Regions from separate parts of the Mus musculus genome. Here region 2 is linked to region 1. A link is a loop called in an ENCODE intact Hi-C map of the cell type or tissue named here. Cell type or tissue: left cerebral cortex. All regions are shown on one strand. Links, peaks and the distances in the headings refer to the core of each region. The heading gives the core; the rest is flanking DNA.

Region 1 (2,922 bases), core at 122-2,621:
ATAATGTAAGAGATAATTGTGCAAGATGTGTTTAAATATGATGTAATTCCTCACCGACCAGTAAAAGCACACACAGAAAGGTAAGTCGTATTTTTGGATACAGTTCCATGTCACAAAGACACAAACTCTTTTTCAATCTTTACACATCTCCAAGTTGTTTCTAGAGTTCATGTGCTGAAATAAACTTGTGAAAAATCACAGGGGCCATGCAAAGCCAAAAGGAATGGAGAAAGAAAACTAGCTCTTGAGAAAGTAAAGTCTGCTGGAGTCAGAGGGGCTCAGGCATCTGAACTTCCAGTGGGATAGTGTGGAGTCTGGAAACAACAAGGTTTCCAGGGACAGAATCAAGCTGCTATCCTAAGTGCAGTTGTTTCCGATGCAATTTAGCATAATCCTTCTGAAGACACACTCTAAGAATATCTAGCTAACTTAAAAAAAATTAAAACTGCATGTACTCTCGTTTAGCGGTTCTAATTTTAGGGGCTCATCAAAAAAGCATCCTCAGAAATATGCAAATCTGCACAGCTGTGTCTGTTTTAACATTTCTTTAATAGTAAAAAAGAAACAGTGAAATGAAAGTATCCAACAGTGGGTAACAAAATATCCAGCAAAATAACCAAGTATCACAGCCCAGTGAGGAACATGATTGACAGTGAAGTTGCTCCTTAGAGAATTGCAGGTAAATTTACTACAGACTCTGAGGAATCTTGCAAGAAGAACTTGTTTACCTCCAATGTATTCAACTCCAGGAGTCTTATTATTTATGAAGAAACCAGGAAATACAGGTGTGCTCTCAAGACTAAATATTAGCCATCTTCCTTGTTCTGTGATATCATTCCCAACCCATGAGATCTAACCCCATGATAGTCACTCCCAGCTCCATCACTGCCCCTGGGATGCTAGCATCCCCATTAGATTATGTGCACTGACACTCGAATCCCTTAATATGAGAACTTAGCTGGCCGCTGACATCTACTTCAAATATCACAGTTGGCTTGGCTTGTAAAAGAAAAACAAAAAGTAGAAAAATATGGGCGATGACTAAAGCTCTGACTCCATCTGCTTCGATGTCACACTGTCCCTTAAGCCTGTTTGCTACTGAGAACACAGGAGCGTTCTCAGCCTGTGATGTTGAGGGTCTCCTGTCCCCCACCTACTGGCCACCTGGAGAAGCACTGAAAGAAGCCAATGAGATTATAAACTCCAGAGATAGGATTTGCTGTGATTAGAGATCCTGGCATTAGATGCAGAAGAACTGTGACTTGTACTCATGTTTTATACACTGTCCAATGACCTTGCTGTAGAACTGAACCCCGGTGTGGGTAGGGGAGCCCAGATGTGAGTAGGCACAGTGTGAAATTCAGTTTAAGTCCTGCAGACTGTCTCACACTGAAGGGCAGAGGGAAGAGGTGGGTTGAAAGCTGAACTTGTGATGAACCTGTCTGCTTCCTGTTCACTTGGTATGAGTATGTTATCGAACATTTAAAAAATCTTCATCGAGACTTAAATGGCTTGACAGAGCCTAACCCGGTCTTGCTGTGGTCAGGATTTCCAGGCATCGTATCCGTGCTTACCCTTGGGGTAGTCCCCCCTCTCTGTTAGAAGAATGAACTGCACTAGGGAAGTATCCAAAACCCAAGGATTAAGGTGACAGGCAGGAAGGGTCTGACAATGACAACTGCATAATCTGCTGAGTTTTCCTGGTCACCTCCATTGTCTGACCCCTGAGAGCTCGGCCCAATCACTCACTTTCCCTAGATCTTCAAAGAAACTGTTCATCTTTAATTGTCTATTGCTTTCCTGGAAAACATGCTAAAAATTCTATTTAAAGTCTTCCAGGATACAGCACACAGATTACTTATAAGTGGTCTTATAAGTGATGCATTTATATATTATTCAATTGAGGAAAAACTCTCACCAAAGAGCTCTTAACCCCCCCCCCCCCCCCACACACACACACACACTGAATTCAGCTAAGAAGGATTCATTAGAGTTTCTTGTTTTTATTCCTGTTCCCCCATTAATGAGGAGGTTATCTTACATATCAATTCTAAGAGCCAAATAAGCTGAGGAAGGAATTAAAAATATAACAACGTCTGTAAAGGTAGGGGAGCGTCAAATTAGAAGTTGTACAAACAATTTGGCAGTTTCTGGGCTTTGTCACATCTAACCCTGGTCCAGCGTTGTGCTAATGAGTGAGAACTGAGTCTGTGGTGTCCTAGAACTTCAGTGTTCACGGCTTTAGAAGTCCTGCCTGTGAAACTGGTCCCAGTGAGAAGTAAGTCACAGCCATAGGCAGCTGACTGTCTCTTGTCTCCTCCCAGCAGATCTGGGAGCTCATTATTCCTGTCTTCCTGGCCCTGTCTGTAGCTCTGTTTCAAGCACCTAAGACATGCATCTCCCTTGTTTCATCTGGAAGGATTTGTATGGAATTTAGATGACATCACCTCTTATGATACTGTTTTCTTCACAGTAATTAAGCAGAGCTGACCATTATGTGCCTTCAATGAAGCTCTCCCTTTACACCAGTGGTTCTCAACCTGTGGTCAAATGACTCTTTCATACGGTCACATATCAGATATCTTACATATCACATGTTCACATTACAATTCATAACAGTAGGGAACTTACAGTTTATGAAGCTACAAAACAATAATTTTATGGTTGGGGTCACCACAATATGAGAAACCATATTAAAGGGTCCCAGCAGTAGGAAGGTTGAGAACCACTGGCTTAGACTCTAGACTTGTACCACTCAGAAGGAGTCCGTCTTCCCTCAAACACATGACTGCATACGATAGCAAATGTCTGGAACGTTCTAAAGCTGCAAATGAAATAATTTCTGACCTTCCACTTTTCCCTCCCAAGTGTTAGAGGATTGTTTTCTTAGCACTCTAAATAATATTCTCTTTTTGATACCTT
Region 2 (2,922 bases), core at 166-2,665, 55 kb before region 1:
CAATGTTCATAGCAGCCTTATTTATAATAGCCAGAACCCAGATGCCCCTCAACAGAGGAATGGATACAGAAAATGTGGTACATTTACACAATGGACTACTACTCAGGAATTTTATGAAATTCCTAGGCAAATGGATTGACCTGGGGGAGGAGAGAGTACAGATATGTACTCACTGATAAGTGGATATTAGCCCAGAAACTTAGAATACCCAAGATACAAGATACAATCTGCAAAACACATGAAACCCAAGAAGAACGAAGACCAAAATGTGGGCACTTTGCCCTTCTTAGAATTGGGAACAAAATACCCATGGGAGGAGTTATAAAGTTCGGAGCTGAGACAAAAGGATGGACCATCTAGAGACTGCCATACCCGGGGATCAATCCCATAATCAGCCCCCAAACGCTGACACCATTGCATACACTAGCAAGATTTTGCTGAAAGGACCCAGATATAGCTGTCTCTTGCGAGGCTATGCCAGGGCCTAGCAAACACAGAAGTGGATGCTCATAGTCAGCTATTGGATGGATCACAGGGCCCCCAATGGAGGAGCTAGAGAAAGTACCCAAGGAGCTAAAGGGATCTGCAACCCTATAGGTGGAACAACAATAAGAACTAACCAGTACCCCCCGGAGCTCGTGTCTCTAGCTGCATATGTAGCAGAAGATGGCCTAGTCGGCCATCATTGGAAAGAGAGGCCCATTGGTCGTGCAAACTTTATATGCCTCAGTACAGGGGAACGCCAGGGCCAAGAAGTGGGAGTGGGTGGGTAGGGGAGTTGGGGGGGGGGTATGGGGGACTTTTGGGATAGCATTGGAAATGTAAATGAGAAAAATACCTAATTAAAAAATTAAAAAAAGAAGTTTCTACATAAAATCTTTTTTTAAAAAAACTTGTGTATTTTCATGTGTATGAGTGTTTTGCCTGCATATATACACACATGTGTGTAACTGGTGCCCAAGAAGGCCAGAAGAGGGTGTCAGATCCCCTGAGACTAGAGTTACAGACAGTTGCGAGGTGCCACATGGGTGCTGGGGATTGAACTGGGATCCTCTGGGAAAGCCCATATTCCTCTTAACTGCTTGAGTAGATCTTTAAGCTCCAGACCTTTAAAACCTATTTTAAAAACCCTTTTAGTAATAAAAAAGGAAACATTTTAAGGATTTCTCACATTTCAGTAGGGTTTCTTACTTGAAGACCAAGGAAGGAATACGTTTGGCTATGCATGTATTATAGCATGTAGTTTAAAAAAAAAATCAAACCTCGCTAAGTCTGGCTAAGTCGGTGGTCTTGCCCTAGTTCCCGTTGGATTCCCGCCTGCCAGCTTGCTGCCAAGCTGCTCACACTTCCCAGGCCATCCATTCCCCTGTGGCTAGCCTGCAGAAAGCCAGATGCTGCCTGCTCAGATCTCCTTAGCCCCGTGAAATGATAACACTCGAGACTTGTAACATACCAACCAGATTTATAGCAGTAAATCTCCACCCCCAAAAATGGTGGCAGCTCCAAGAACACAAAACCCAATTGATATAAATACAAGCTGCACAGCTAGATGGGGCAAATGTTCTTACTCTACAACGCTCCATTGCCCATCTATGAAATCCGCAGCTACTTGCAGCTTGTCCAGGTCACTTGATTCTGGTTCATCTTCTTTTTTCTCCATCTTCTCTCCATCCTCCATCTCATCTCTCTTTCTTCTTCCTCTTTCCCCTCTCTAAAACTCCCAGCCACACCTTTCCCTTCCACTGCCCAATCACAGGCTCTAGCCTTACCCGACCAGTTAAGATCTCACCTGACCTCCCCTGAGTACAGGCACTCTCTTGAGGGAGCAGAAAATACTAACAGCAATCCACAACAATCTATTACTTGGCTTATTTTGTATACTTTTATATGCCTGCCATTTATATTTTGTTTGTCAGAAAGAGAAAGTAATCAAATGGGTAATGTCCCTAAAAGACTATGTATTCTCATCACACAAGTGCTTATGAAAAATTATATTGTGATGTAAAAAAATAAATGTTTTTCAGAATAAGTGTAGGAAGTAATTCTCAATTGCACCCACAAAATACTTTTTCCTTTACTGTTATATCAATATATTCTATGCAGGGTAACTCCAGTGAACATACTTCTACTCCTGAGATGAGATCTTTATATAGAGTTCTACAAGCAACTCCTATTCAGGAAGACACTATGTGTGGCTTAACTATGTACACATGGTTTTCACTTTAGGAATTAAGGTTTAGGTTGTAAATTTCAAACTGCAACTAATTTGTTTGGTTAAGTGTTTTTAAAGATCTGTGTGGAAACACATTAAAGCTCTCTCTCTCTCTTCGTGTCTCTGTCTCTCTGTCTGTCTGTCTGTCTTTTGTGTGTGTGTGCATGTGCATAAGCAGGCATTTGATCATACTTGGTTTTGGCATATGAATTATAAGTACCCAGGGTAAACAAATCTGCTGTATTTTAGAGACTATCAAGTAAAACTTTAGAACCTTGTATTGATTCATTTAAAGAACTCATTCAGTGAAGAAATATTCTTGCAGTACTTTAGTGAGTCAATGACCACGAGAGATGCTGAAAATCGCAGTAAAAAGAGCCATGTGCTCATTGTCTTCATGAGAGCTTAGGTGTCTTTTGGGAACACAGCTATGCAGCCATACAAACAACAATACAGTCACAGGAGCCACTGAGCGCTGCAGGAGAGGGACAAGGTCACGTGTGAAGGTGTGGCCAAGCACTCCCAGCTAGCTCAGGATGGCAGGTAGCATCCTTGAGGACACATGAACTGATGTCTAACGAGCAGAAAGTTCTCCATACTGAGGAAAATGTGTTTGAGATGATGCTGGCTTCAGAGGGAACCTTGGGAGTTCTGTGAGGCCCCAGAACAGCTGCAAGTTGAACCTGTAGGGCCGTATAAATCCAATGGAA

What was found. A loop is a pair of places that touch in the nucleus more often than their neighbours do. Peaks named below come from ENCODE experiments on the same cell type or tissue, not always from the same donor. Only the 100,000 strongest peaks of a DNase experiment are listed, where the experiment ranks them.
Region 2: a loop joins it to region 1, with 2.3 times the contacts of the local background. A loop is called at or near these places in 4 of 42 quality-filtered maps.

Annotation. Positions count from the first base shown.
Region 1 is chr10:21,528,146-21,531,067 of GRCm38, forward strand. No RefSeq gene overlaps it. Among named protein-coding and RNA genes, the nearest start is that of Gm33892, 42 kb to the right of the region's middle. In left cerebral cortex, for the core only: a CTCF peak has its summit at 1,156 (motif pointing left); DNase peaks (open chromatin) are centred at 459 and 1,166.
Region 2 is chr10:21,473,084-21,476,005 of GRCm38, forward strand. No RefSeq gene overlaps it. Among named protein-coding and RNA genes, the nearest start is that of Gm33892, 97 kb to the right of the region's middle. In left cerebral cortex, for the core only: no CTCF peak of the experiment used is centred there; a DNase peak (open chromatin) is centred at 1,427.